Linked DNA regions of Homo sapiens: region 2 is linked to region 1. Evidence: read pairs that join two places in POLR2A ChIA-PET (ENCODE). Cell type or tissue: Panc1. All regions are shown on one strand. Links, peaks and the distances in the headings refer to the core of each region. The heading gives the core; the rest is flanking DNA.

Region 1 (2,500 bases), core at 1-2,500:
TGTATCCTCCAATATTTTCACAGTTAAGTTCTGATCTTTTAAACCTGGCTGAGGAGGAAGATTATGGGAGAATACATTTCACAAAAGTACAGAGCTGAAGGGCAAAGTTTCGAAAGCCCAACTCCCATCCATCCATTCTCCAGAAATGTGGTGTCAAAAGGAGACACAAGGTAAATGGATTTGGGGAAAGCCTTCTGCCACTTATTGCTTTGTCTAGAAGCACTTAAGAAAGAATGCCACATGCTGGGTGCCGTGGCTAATGCCTGTAATCCCGACACTTTGGGAGGCTGAGACAGGTGAATCACTTGAGTCCAGGAGTTCAAGACCAGCCTGAGTAACATGGCAAAACCCCATATCTACAAAAATTACAAAATTAGCTGGGCATGGTGGTGCATGGGAGGAACGCATGAGCCTGGTAGGTTGAGGCTGCTGTGAGCCGTGATCACGCCATGCACTCCAGCCTGGGTGACAGAGTGCAACTCTGTCAGGAAGAAAGAAAGAGAGAAAGAAAGGAAGGAAGGAAGGAAGAAGGAAGGAAGGAAGAGAGAGAGAAAGGAAGGAAGGAAAAAGGAAGGAAGGAAAGAAAGAAAAAGAAAGAGAAAGAAAGAAAGAAAGAGAAAGAAAGAGAAAGGAAGGAAGGAAGGAAGGAAGAAATCCATATGAGCTCAGAGGGTAAGAGAAAGACAGGTTTATGAGTAGTCCTAGCATGGAAAAACTACACTGAGAAATGGTTAGTTAGAAGAGCAGTTAACATATTTTTGCTTAGGGCATAGCTGAGACTGCAAATGGTCCACTATGATGGTGGTTGGACCTTGGGTTGAAGAACAGCCTGTCTGGAGCAGATGCTGCCCCCAGGCTGGGCTCAGCATGAGAAGCATTCCCAAAATAAGCAGGATGCTTTGGAAAAACTGAGTGGAAGAGAACTGTCTCATTGCTGTTGCCCAAGAACAGAGGAGCATTTAGGAAACGTCAAAGAAAAATTGAACATGGGCCAGGTGCAGTGGCTCATGCTTATAATCCCAGCTACTTGGGAGGCTGAGGTGGGAGAACAGCTTGAGCCCAGGAGTTTGAGGCTGCGGTGAGCCAAGATCACACACTGCAATCCAGCCTGGTAGATGGAGTGAGACCCTGTCTCAGAAAACATGGCTGAAAGATACTGTTTGAAGTTGACCCTTCAGGATTTGGCAAAATTACCTAGGGGGTGTGTGTGTGTGTGTGTGTGTGTGTGTGTGTGTGTGTGGCGGGGGGAGTGGGTGGCAGGGGGTGATGCAAGTGGTAATGATTTGAAGTTGACTAGGCAGCAGTGCTGAGGGGCACCAACATCCTAAAATTATTTCCATTTGACTCAATTCAATAAATATTTCCTGTCAGCCCACTGAATGCTCACTATGCTGGACTGCCAAAAATACAAAAGACCTCAAAGACATTATAGTCTAGTCGCGGTAATACGATATTCACATTAATAATGATAATGCAGAGATTCTAGAATGACATAAAAGCATTACAACAGAGGTTTATAAAGGTATAAAATTGGGAAAAAATAAGACCAGAAAAAGCTTCCTAAATGACACACCAATGACATGATGTGTTACCATTGAATGACATACCATTAAACAAGGCCATTATTTAAATGGAGAGATGGAAGGCAATGGCACAAACAGAGAGGGTGACATGAAGAAAAGGACCTATGGCAGGATTACAGGCATGGTAATTTTTCTGAAGGGTTCCTTTCAGGGAAGGCAGCAATGGGAGTTGACGGTGGGGTAACACAGGTAATACTGAGGGGATCTCCAACAGGGAGATTTTGACATCCAACCTGCCATGTTGAGATGTCTATACTGAATAATTCAATAAGTTGTTGACACTCACTGAAGCTTTTGGAATTGAGAAAACGTTTTTCTTAGAGCTATGTCTTAAGAAGCAAAATATGTTAAGAGTGTTAGAATGGTTTGAAGAGGGAGACTCGGGCCAGAGAGACCACTTGGAGTGGGTCCGACAATAGTCTGCTTGACAGGTGTGATGGGCCAGAGTTAAGAACAGTAATGATGAAAACAGGAAGGGTAGAACTTGCTAGAAAACTCTCACAGACAAAACGTATGGAATGTGCTGGCTGGATCCTGGGGTACCAGAAGTGGGGAAGTTGGCTGACTTGAAGGATGGCCATACCACAGAGACTGTGAGTGGAAAGCTGGGTGTGTGGGGAGTAGGGAGATGTCAGCAGGCACTCGTGGAAGCTTCGAGAAGAGATATCCAAAAAACAAGGAGATGTGGCAGAAGGCCTGGGAGCTCACTACAGGGAAGTGAATGGTCAGTACTGAGGTGGTGGTGAGAAACTGCAGATGTAAATGAGATCACAAAGGGGGAAAGAACTGCAAGAGCCACGAAGTAAACTGAGGCAAGAACTGAGGAGGATGTTTCCTGAAAACATTTCTCGAATTCTGAATTTCACTGAGAATAGTAGCTCCAAAATTCCACCGATAGCTAAGTCTCATTTCAATAG
Region 2 (12,411 bases), core at 4,398-6,897, 170 kb before region 1:
AAAAAAAAAAGGTGAAAACCTAGCAGAATGGCCAGCCAGGCGTGGTGGCTCCTGCCTGTAATCCCAGCACTTTGGGAGGCTGAGGCGGGTGGATCACCTGAGGTCAGGAGTTCAAGACCACCCTGGCCAACATGGTGAAACCCCGTCTCTACTAAAAATACAAAAAATAGCTGGGCGTGGTGGTGGGAGCCTGTAATCCCAGCTATTCAGGAGGCTGAGGCAAGAGAATCACTTGAACCCGGGAGGCAGAGGTTGCAGTAAGCTGAGATCACACCACTGCACAACAAAAGCTAAACTCAGTCTCAAAGGAAAAAAAAAAAGAAAAAAAGAAAACCTAGCAGAATGGACAGGCATGGACCAAATAATAATAATAAAAAAGTGCATGAACAAAAATCCTGCTCTTTCTAGCCAAAGGACCACACAAGGAGCAGCCTAGCAAAACTTTCAGGCAGTGACCACTCTGCTGCAGCCAAACCACACATCAAACTGAAGCCCCACTCTGACCCATGCTCACAGGACAGTAAGTAGGGAGCTGGTTGTTTCATTCCCAGTGGCTGGTATCAAGTCCCCTCCCCAATGTGGAGCCAATAGAGACCACAAGGAAAGCCACAGCTCCCAGACCACCTGTCACTAATAAGCCCCCACTCTTTGGGTGTCACTGGAGGTCAAGCAGAGAACCTCATGTGTCACCAAAAGTCACCTACTTCCATCTGGCAGTAGCATCCTTCTTCCCTTCCCATAGCAGTGTCAGAGAAAATCAGTTAAAACAAAAGGTTTAAATAAGAGCCAGAGGCCGGAGCTCACGCCTGTAATCCCAGCACTTTGGGACGGCGAGGCAGGCGGATCACTTGAGGTCGGTTCGAAACGAGCCTGGTAAACATGGTGAAACCTCGTCTTTACTAAAAATACAAAAATTAGGCGTGGTGGTGTGCGCCTGTAATTCCGGTTACTCGGGAGGCTGAGGCACGAAAATCGCTTGAACCCAGGAGGCGGAGGTTGCAGTGTGCCGAGATCACACCGCTGCACTCCAAACTGGGAGACAAATAGAGACTCTTTTTATTTTTATTTTTATTTTTTATTTTTGAGACGGAGTCTCGCTCTGTCGCCCAGGCTGGAGTGCAGTGGCACGATCTTGGCTCACTGCAAGCTCCGCCTCCCAGGTTCACGCCATTCTCTCGCCTCAGCCTCTGGAGTAGCTGGGACTACAGGCGCCCGCCACCACGCCTGGCTAATTTTTTGTATTTTTAGTAGAGACGGGGTTTCACTGTGTTAGCCAGGATGGTCTTGATCTCCTGATCTCGTGATCTGCTTGCCTCAGCCTCACAAAGTGCTGGGATTACAGGCGTGAGCCACCGCGCCCGGCCGAGACTCTGTCTTAAAAAATAAATAAGAGCCAGTGTCTCATAACATAACACAAATGTGTCCAGAATTCAATAGAAATCACTCAATATATAGTCATGTGCCACATTAACTATGTTTTTGGTCAATGAGAGACCACGTTTATGATGCGAATACTGTAAGATTATAAAACCATATTTTTACTATCCATTTTCTGTGCTTAATTATGTTTAGATATTCAAATACTTACCATTGGCCGGGCGCGGTGGCTCATGCCTGTAATCCCAGCACTTTGGGAGGCTGAGGTGGGCAGATTACCTGAGGTCAGGAGCTCAAGACCAGCCTGGCCAACATGGTGAAACCCCGTCTCTACTAAATATACAAAAATTAGCCAGGCATGGTGGCAGGTGCCTGTAATCTCAGCTACTTGGGAGGCTGAGGCACGAGAATCACTTGAACCTGAGAGATGGAGGTTGCAGTGAGCCGAGATCATGCCATTGCACCCCAGTCTGGGCAACAGAGCAAGACTCTGACTCAAAACAAACAAACAAACAAACAAAAAAAACACCCAGTAGATTTGATCAATGTATTCAGCAAAGACTTACTAAATTCCCTACTGTGTTCTAAGTATATATGGTAGTAACAAAAGTGTTGTTTTTCCTGCCTTTATACAACATTTATTCTAGAGGCAGATATTCAATAAACACACAAAAACATGTATGTTTGCAAATTGTGACGAGTGCTATTAAGAAAAAGAACAGGATGTTATAAGAGCTAAAAGAGAAATGTAAGTGTAGTCAGGGACCATTGAGTAGTTTTAAGTCTAGAAGTCTATACTTGAGCTATGCCTCTGCCTGCTGGGTAAAGAATGACTTATAGGGCCATAGCATGAAAAGAAGTATTCCTTGCAGAAGATTATTTAAATAACCAGGTAAAAGATAGAAAGGGTTGGACTTGGACATTAGCAATATTATGGGAGAGAATGGATTATGGCTATTGATAGAAAGCTATTCGTTTTCAGTGTTGATCTTGTTTCTTGCTGCTTTAAAGATCTCTGTTAGTTCCAATCGGTTTTTAGTTGCTTCTCGTGGATTTTCCAGATAGATAATTATCAGCTGTTAAAAATGTTTAAGTTATTTTCTACTATTAATTTATACCTCTCAAATTATCTTTTTTATTGCTTTGTCTAATTTCTCTAGAACTATGTTGAATGTTGCCAGTGATAGTAAACATCCTATTATTTCTAACTTTAACATAAAGCCATAGAATCAGATAAAAAGTAGCTCATAAAAACCGAAAGCAAGTAATATGCTTGAGTGAGGTGACAGAAGCAGCAATATTAACGTCAGGAATTCATTTTGTTCAGACTGATATCTAGTTAGAAAATACATGAAAAAGTACCCATTCATAATAACAAAACTATAAAATACTATAAAATACAAAAAATTCAAAATACCACAAAACTATAAAATAATCCACGATCTTACTAAAAGTGTAAAGTACTATGTGAATAAAGCTCTAAAATATTGTTTTAGGACATTTTTTAAAAAACCTGAACTTGCCGGGTGTGGTGGCTCATGCCTGTAATCCATTTGCCAGCTGAGGTGGGTAGATCACCTGAGGTCAGGAGTTCAAGACCAGCCTGGCCAACATGGCGAAATGCTGCCTCTACTAAAAACACAAAAATTAGTCAGGTGTGGTGGCAGGCTCCTGTAATCCCAGCTATTTGGGAGGCTGAGGCAGGACAATTGCTTGAACCTGGGAGGCAGAAGTTGCAGTGAGCTGAGATCATGCCACTGCACTCTAGCCTGGGCGACAGAGCGAGACACTGTCTCAAAAAAAAAAAAAAAAGTCTGGGTGCAGTGGCTCACACCTGTAATCGCAGCACTTTGGGAGGCTGAGGCAGGTGGATCACCTGAGGTTGGGAGTTTAAGACCAGCCTGGCCAACATGGTGAAACCCCGTCTCTACTAAAAATACAAAAGTTAGCTAGCTGTGGTGGTGCACGCCTGTAATCCCAGCTACTTGGGAGGCTGAGGGAGGAGAATCACTTGAACCCAGGAGGCGGAGGTTGCAGTGAGCCAAGATCACGCCACTGCACTCCAGCCTGGGCAACAGACAAAGACTCTGTCTCAAAACAAACAAACAAACAAACAAAACACCTGAATTAAATGAAGGAACATACAATGTTCCTGGATAAGAGGAAATATTTTAAAGCTTTCAATCTCCTTCATTATCTATCAATGTGTCATAATAAAATCCCAAGTAAAATTTAAAAATTAAAAGGCTAATTCTAACAAAAAAGGAAAAAAAATAAAAAAACAAACAAGCAGAAAGGCTAATTCCAGATTTAGCTTGTAAAGTTACTGTGTCAGGAAAAATCTGAAAAGCAACGACAGACTTGTCCGACTAAATATCAGCATATGGTACAAAGCTACAGTAATTAATACAATTTGGCACTGGGACAGAAAATAAAGAAATCCCTGGAAGAGGCTAGAAAACCCAGAATCAATTCCAAATACAGAAATTCAGCACATGGTAAAAGTGGCATTCCAAAGCAATGAGGAATTAACATTTTTCAATAAATAATATTAAGGTAATGGCTATATTTTGGAGAAAATAATCAGATCCCTAATTTGCACCATCACACACAAAAATAAATTCTAAAGTAGCATTAAAAATAGAAGTGCTCTCACCACACAAGAAATGGTAATTTGGTAATATGACAGCTTAGCTTGATTGAATCTTTCTATAATACATACAGAGATTAAAACATCACATCACATTGTACCCCATAATATGGACAATTATTTGTTAATTAATAAATTTTAAAAATAGAAACCTAAAAGATAAAACTATAAAAGCATTGGAAGAAAATAAGATAATTTCAGGCCAGGTATGGTGGCTCACGCCTGTAATCCCATCGCTTTGGGAGGCCGAGGCGAGTGGACCACTTGAAGTCAAGAGTTCAAGACAAGCCTGGCCAACATGGTGAAACCCCCGTCTTTATTAAAAATACAAAATTAACCAGGCATGGTGGCATGCGCCTGTAATCCCAGCTACTTGGGAGGCTGAAGCAGGCGAATCCCTTGAACCCAGGACACAGAGGTTGCAGTGAGCTGAGATCGTGCCACTGCACTCCAGCCTGGGCAATGGAGCAAGACTCCAACTCAGAAAAAATTGAATAAATAAACTATAAACTAAGTTCTTCCCACAGTTAGTTCAGCCCACACCAGAATGAACAAGGACAGCTTGGACGGTAGAAGCAAGATGGCGTTGGTTAGGTCAGATCTCTTTCACTGTCTCAGTTATAATTTTGCAATGCTGGCCAGGCGGGGTGGCTCGCACCTGTAATCTCAGCACTTTGGGAGGCCGAGGGGGGCGGATCACAAGGTCAGGAGATCGAGACCATCCTGGCTAACACGGTGAAACCCCATCTCTACTAAAAATACAAAAAATTAGCCAGGCGTGGTGACACGTGCCTGTAGTCCCAGCTACACAGGAGGCTGAGGCAGAAGAATTGCTTGAACCTGGGAGGCGGAGGTTGCAGTGAGCCGAGATGGCACCACTGCACTCCTGCCTGGGCATCAGAGCAAGACTCCGTCTCAAAAAAAAAAAAAAATTGCAATAGTGGTTTCAATCTGAAAGCCATAAAGAAAATATAATAAATTTGATTTCATAAATGTTTACTTTCTGTACAACGGCAAAAAAAACACATAAACAAAATCGAGACACAAATAACAAGTGAGAGGAAAATATTTTCAATACATATGATAGGGAACACATTTTTATACTACATAGAAAGTCTCAGACTATCCAATGTTTTCAATTAAAAAACAAAAAAACCAAAAACATGGACAAAAGGGATGAAAGACTGCTCACAGAAAAAATATAACTGGTCAATAAATGTATGAAAGATGTAATAATTCATAACTAAATCACTGAAACCATTAGATAACATTTTTTGGGTAGATCGGGGGTGGCATGACTATGGTCAGTGAGCTAATTCTAGTCCATTGCCTGTTTTTGTGCAGACAGCAAGCTAAGAACGGTTTTGCATTTTTAAATGGTTGAAGAAAATAAAAATAAGATTACTATTTTGTAATATGTAGAAATCATATGAAATCCAGATTTCAAGGCCCATAAGTACAGTTTTATTGGAACAGTCACCCTTGCTTATTTACTTATTGGCTATGGCTGCTTTCATCCTACAAAGGCAGAGATGAGCAGCTGGGACAAAGATGGCCTGCGAAGCCTAAAATATTCATATCTGGCCCTTTACAGAAAAAGTTTGCAGACTCCTAGCTTCATGTGTCAAAGATTTTTAAAAAGTCCAATTCCACAAAGTTAGCCACCACTGGAAGTAGGGTAAATTGGTGCATTTTCTTCTGAGGGCAATCACAACTTGAACTGCTGAGATGCTCTGACACAGCGTTTAGGAATGTAACCTACAGATTCCTTTGCACATGTTCACGGGGATTTCCAAAGATATTCCTTGGTAAACCATCTGTTTTTTTTTTTTTTTTTTGACACGGAGTCTCACTCTGTCTCCCAGGCTGGAGTGCAGTGCGATCTCGGCTCACTGCAATCTCCGCCTCCAGGGTTCAAACGATTCTCCTGCCTCAGCCTCCCAAGTAGCTGGGACTACAGGGGCGTGCAACCACACCCGGCTAATTCTTTGTATTTTTAGTAGAGATGGGATTTCACCATATTAGCCAGGATGATCTTGATCTCTTAACCTTGTGATCTGCCCTCCTCGGCCTCCCAAAGTGCTGGGATTACAGGCATGAGACACTGTGCCCGGCCGGTTTTCTTTTTGTTTGTTTGTTTGTTTTGAGATGGAGTCTTGCTCTGTCAGCAGGCTGGAGTGCAGTGGCGCAATCTCCTCTCACTGCAACCTCCGCCTCCTGGGTTCAAGTGATTCTCCTGCCTCAGCCTCCTGAGTAGCTGGGACTACAGGTGCACGCCACCACACCCAGCTGATTTTTGTATTTTTAGTAGAGATGGGGTTTCACCATATTGGCCAGGACGGTCTCGATCTCTTGACCTCGTGATCCACCCACCTCGGCCTCCCAAAGTGCTGGGATTACAGGCATGAGCCACCGCGCCCGGCTATCAGAGGTATTAAATAAGACATATTTCTATGAGTAGGAGAATGGTAAACTAAGTAGTAAACATCTATACAACTTAAAAGCCATTAAAAAGAATTAGATCTCTAAGGAAAGGGTTGAACCCAGTTGTAATACCTAGTTTCATGCCTTTGAGGCACAGTATATATTGCTCCCTCTACCTGAGACATTTGCCCTGTCCTTGTCTGTGAATTCCTCATAGACAACTCACAAAAGGAGTGCACGTCAACTGACTCGTGAATCAACTGACAAGACTCAGTTTAACTATTGGTTCCTTTGTGAAGCCTACCTTGACTCCCTAACAGAAATGCCCACTCCCCTCCTTGTGCCCCCACAGTAATATGGATCTACCTCCATTATACACTTATTTCTATACTGCCTTTGTTTAGATGTCCATCTCCTCCACTAGACTCCAGAAGGGCAAGCACCATGGCTTGTTCTTTGCACTGCTAGTGAGAGGTGAAGCCGGCTGCTCTCCAGGTCTGGTGGGGACTTGGAGAACTTTTTTGTCTAGCTAAAGCATTGTAAACACCCAATCAGTGCTCTGTGCCTAAAGGTTTGTAAACACACCAATCAGCACTCTGTAAAAACGCACCAATCAGCACTCTGTGTCTAGCTAAAGGTTTGTAAACGCCGGATCAGCACTCTGTAAAAATGGACCAATCAGCAGCATGTGGGCAGGGCCAAATTAGGGAATAAAACCTGGCAACCGGAGCCAACAGCAGCTTGGGTACTCTTCCCTCCTGTGGGTAGTTTGATCTTTATAATCTTGCTGATGCTCAGTTTTTGTGTCTGCTCTATGTTTATGAGCTGTAACACTCACCGTAGAAGTCTGTGGTTTTACTCCTGAAATCAGCAAGACCACGCACCCATGGGGAGGAACAAACAATTCCAGACGTGCCGCTTTTAAGAGTTGTAACACTCCGTGCGAAGGTCTGGCTTCACTCCTGAAGTCAGCGAACCCACTGGGAGGAAAGAACAACTCTGGGCACGCCACCTTTAAGAGCTGTAACACTGAAGGTTTGCGGCTTCACGCCTTAAGTCAGGGAGACTACAAAACCGCAAGGGAGTAATGAACTCTGGTCGCGCCACATTTAAAAGCTGTTAACACTCACAGCGAAGGTCTGCAGCTTCACTCCTGAAATCAGCGAGACCACGAACCCACCAGAAGAAAGACACTCCGGACTCACAATCTTTTAGGAACTGTAACACTTACTTCGAGGGTCTAAGGCTTCATTCTTGAAGTTGGCAACACCAAGAGTGTACTGGAAGGAACCAATTCCGGACCCACCAGGACCCAGTACAACCCTTAACGATAGTAAATATTCAGGGATTTTTGCAGAGAAGCAGGGACAAGGGGACTTGGCAAGAGCTATGAAGACCTCTTGCCTCTCATCTGTGGGCAGCCTTAGAATTTTCCAGGTTGATTGCTGGGGACCAAATAGTTACAGTCTACTTGGCACCTAAACTAATCCCACCTTCAGGGAACCTTGTCATTCAGGAGCCAGGTCCTCCTCTAGGACTGAAGGTGGCAAAAATGTGTGCCCTTTGGCAACACTGCATGACACATGAAAGGGCCAACATGATTCAAACTCTTAGCTATGGAAGCCTGGGAGGATGGTAGGTTTGGATGGTCTATGGCCTTCTGATGCCTCTATCACTCCAACACAAGTGCCCTTAGTTGTTCAGTGTCCTATAAAAAAGGATGGAAAACTAGGACCACTTTCAAGGGGCTTATGCAAATACATAAAGTGCCTGAATTAAACTCTGAAGCAGTAACAGGGTAGAGAACATGGTATGTTTTCCTTTTTAAAGACGGAATGAAAACTAAAGCAAGGGCTACCAGATTGAGTTAATTCTTCGTGTTGAAACGGTACCAGTATCCAGTTAATGTGTCCAACAAAGACACCAAACTAGGTGATTCAAGCTCTAGATGGGTTTTCTAGTTTCACATTTATGTATGAACTAATTACAACAAAAAAATCACCTTTTAATTTTGCTACACAATCCTAATTTTTTTTTTTTTTTTTTTTTTGAGATAGAGTCTCATCGCCCAGGCTGGAGTGCAGTGGCGCGGTCTTGGCTCACTGCAACCTCTGCCTCCCGGGTTGAAGTGATTCTCCTGCCTCAGCCTCTCTGGTAGCTGGGACTACAGGCGCCCGCCACCACACCTGGCTAATTTTTGTATTTTTAGTAGAGATGGGGTTTTAGCACATTGGCCATGCTGGTGTCGAACTCCTGACCTTGTGACCCGCCTGCCTCGGCTTCCCAAAGTGTGGGGATTACAGGCGTGAGCCACCGTGCCCAGCCCACAGTCCTAACTTTAGAAATCCTCAGTGGCTGCCGGGCATGGTGGCTCACACCTGTAATCCCAGCACTTTGGGAGGCTGAGGCAGTCGGATCACCTGAGGTCGGGAGTTTGAGATCAGGTTGACCAACATGGAAAACCTCGTCTCTACTAAAAATACAAAATTAGCCGGGCATGGTGGCGCATGCCTGTAATTCCAGGTACTTGGGAGGCTGAGGCAGGAGAATGGCTTGAACCCGGGAGGCAGAGGTTGCCTGGGCAACAAGAGCGAAACTCCGTTTCAAAAAAAAAAAAAAAAGAAGAAAACCTCAGTGGCCAGGTACAGTAGGTCATGCTTATTACTCCAGTACATTTTGGGAGGCCAAAGCGAGAGGATCACTTGAGACCAGGAGTTTGAGACCAGCCTGGGCAACAGAGCAAGACTGCATCTCCAAAAAAAAAAAAAGTACATTAGCTGGGTGTGGTGGTATGCACCAGTAGTACCAGCTATTCAGGAGGCTGAGGTGGGATGACTGAACCCAAGAGTTTGAGGCTACAGTGACATATGATTGCACCACTGCCCTCCAGCCTAGGCAACAGAGAAAGACCTTGTCTCTTGAAAAACAAAAAAAATCCTCAGAGGTCATTTTTGAAACAAGCTTCAATGCAATGTACAATCAAATAAGTTTCCTTGGTCCTTAAGTTATTCAAAATAGGTAATTTCTAAATATTAACAAAATACTTTCATGTTTCTATATCTTGCTGCTAGCAATATCTCATTCTATGAACTAGACAGCTCTGGCAATGAAGACCCCATAGGAAATATTATTTATAGTAAACTTTATTTTCATTGATATTTCACTTAACATAATTTCAAAGTCAGTCTGTGGTCTAAGATGAGCAAAAGAACAGATATTGTAAATCTCCTAAAAGACTTTTTTTCACACTGTTCCTCAGAGCAGGGAATGGGGTTTCAGAGCCCTGAAAGCTGACACCTAACATTTTACCCTTGAGATTTACCTACAGATACAGAAAGAAAAGACAACATCAATATACAAGAATCAAGCTCTATGAGGGTCTTATTAAGCTCTTGTGTTACATACTCGCCACCTCTGTAGGTTTGTAATCATGACTGATTTTCCACCTCTCTGCCAAGTTTGGTGTCTTTTTTTTTAGGTAAAATGTCAGATGCAAAAATGCTGCACTTATTTCTCTTAATATATTGAAAATAGTGGAAGATGCAGATTTTTAATTCTTCATCAGTCTAAGCTGGAACATGACTTCTGCTAATGGGGTCTGTTGAACATACTAACTCCAACTTTGGCGACCATCAGCAAACTGTTTAAAAGAAACAAGATAGAAAATGTCAGGTAAAGGACAGAACAGGCAACTATGTTTTTAAGGAACTAAACTGCTGGTTCCTCACAACTGCGTGGGGGAGGAGGTACTAAGGCAAGAGTGGTCAGGGGTAAATTTCCATCCCTGGAGGAACCAGAGAAAAAGCAAGCCAAGGGAGTCTTAAAATAGCACACATGAGCTGGATCCTAACCCAACTGCCAATAATTTGAAGAGATGAAGAAATGGAGGCAAGAGAGAGCAAGGCCTCCCCACCATCACAGATCTGATTAATGGTAGACTCTCCAGCGTCTCAGTTTACTGCTCTAGACCTTGCTCCACACTGACTTCCTTGCTTCAGGTATAAAACATTATACTGGTAGCATCACAACTATGATCAGAGTATGTAATCTTTCTCCAAAACAGATTTTTAAAAATTCCCCTACCTTCAGGATGTCTTTATGATACTTAACTAAATTTTTTGTTTTTGAGAAGGTTTTTTATTTTTATTTTTTCAGATGGAGTCTCACTCACCTCTGTTGCCCAGGCTGGAGTTCAGCAGCACAATTTCGGCTCACTGCAACCTCCGTCTCCCAGGTTCAAGAGATTTTCCTGACTCAGTGTCCCAAGTAGCTGTGATTACAGGTGTGCACCACCATGCCCGGCTAATTTTTGTATTTTTCATAGAGATGGGGTTTCACCATGTTGGGCAGACTGGTCTTGAACTCCTGACCTCAAGTGATCCGCCCGCTCTGGCCTCCCAAAGTGCTGGGATTGTAGGCATGAGCCACCACACCTGGCCTACAACTAAAGTTTTGTTTGTTTGTTTGTTTGTTTTTTGAGATGGAGTCTTGCTCTGTCCCCCAGGCTGGAGTGCAGTGGCATGATCTCAGCTCACTGTAATCTCCGCTTCCCAGGTTGAAGCAATTCTCCCTGCCCCAGCCTTCCGAGTAGCTGGGATTACAAGTGCCCACTACCATAACCAGCTAATTTTTGTATTTTTCATAGAGACGGGGTTTCGCAATGTTGGCCAGGATGGTCTTGAACCCCTGACATCAGGTGATCCGCCTGCCTCTGCCTCCCAAATTGCTGGGATTACAGGTGTGAACCACTGTGCCCAGCCACAACTAAATTTTTTAAAAACCACAATTTGGTTTAGGTTTTATAATCAAAATTAGAAAACAGGGCCAGCCGCAGTGGGTCACGCCTGTAATCCCAGCACTTTGGGAGGCCGAAGTGGGCGGATCACAAGATCAGGAGTTCCAGACCAGCCTGGCCAATGTGGTGAAACACCATCTCTACCAAAACAACAAAAATAGCTGGGCATGGTGGTGCACGCCTGTAATCCCAGCTACTCCGGAGGCTGAGGCATGAGAATCGCTTGAACCCGGGAGGCAGATGGTGATTGCAGTGAGCGGAGATCACGCCATTGCACTCCATCCTGGGTGACAGAGTGATACTCCGTCTCAATAACAACAACAAAAAATAGAAAACAGGATTCAATCAAAATTCTCTTTTAGCAAAATTTTCTGTAAAAGACATCTACACATCTAAGAAATATGGGGCCCCCAAATCTTCCATGCAAGTCACACAAAAGGCTGCAGTCATGGCTTTGCACTAAAACTTCTGCCACCATATAGGGAGGAGTTTGGATGGACTGGAAAGCAAATATGAGAACAAACCCATTTCCACGGTGAATGGATATACTCATGCCATTTTGACATTAAACTAGCTATTGTTTTTGAAACATTTCCTATTAGTGTATATATCAAATGTCAGTTGATACATAGCATCAGATATCCTGAAACAAGTAAGGTTTTGAATGCATAAGGTATCCTGGGGAATAAACTGAACTCTACATGGTAAAGAAGAGTAATAGAATGAAAGTACCTGGCACCTGCAATTAAACCTGCAGGCATGAATTTTCCAGAGTGGTAGAACCTCATTCCCATAATGCCAGCCAAGGTACCAGATGTAGCTGATGAAAAACATATAAAGAAGTGTTAAAACTCATTACATCTTCTACGCAGGGGAATCAGAAGTGGGCCAAGCCCCACCCATCTCTCAAGGCTCACGCCTCATCCTATGCTTATTCCTCTTTCCCCAAGTCGGGGAGACTACTGACTGCCCACATCCTATGGGTCCTAGTACCAATATTGGCCAAATAGGGCCCTTCACAGCCTGGGTCCTGCCTGCCCTTCCAGCTTCATCTCTTACCACTTGTCTTCTGCAAAACCCACACTTTAGCCATCAATATGTTAGTTTTCTCCAAAATGCTACTGTTTCTCACGCCCTGCAGACGCTACTTCCTCTACCCTGCACA

The links. Peaks named below come from ENCODE experiments on the same cell type or tissue, not always from the same donor. Only the 100,000 strongest peaks of a DNase experiment are listed, where the experiment ranks them.
Region 2: POLR2A ChIA-PET joins it to region 1 with 8 read pairs; 5 of 35 experiments call an interaction of 5 or more read pairs at or near these places.

What each region holds. Positions count from the first base shown.
Region 1 is chr6:10,567,976-10,570,475 of GRCh38, reverse strand. The region is part of intron 3 of GCNT2 (glucosaminyl (N-acetyl) transferase 2 (I blood group)); the gene reads right to left. Among named protein-coding and RNA genes, the nearest start is that of GCNT2, 48 kb to the right of the region's middle. In Panc1, for the core only: no CTCF peak of the experiment used is centred there; no DNase peak of the experiment used is centred there.
Region 2 is chr6:10,728,295-10,740,705 of GRCh38, reverse strand. TMEM14C (transmembrane protein 14C) reads right to left here. Exons shown (of 6, transcript NM_016462.4): 5 at 11,979-12,066; 6 at 9,579-10,091. The coding sequence ends at 10,040. Among named protein-coding and RNA genes, the nearest start is that of TMEM14C, 11 kb to the right of the region's middle. In Panc1, for the core only: no CTCF peak of the experiment used is centred there; a DNase peak (open chromatin) is centred at 5,675; H3K4me3 peaks cover 730 bases; H3K27ac peaks cover 2,500 bases.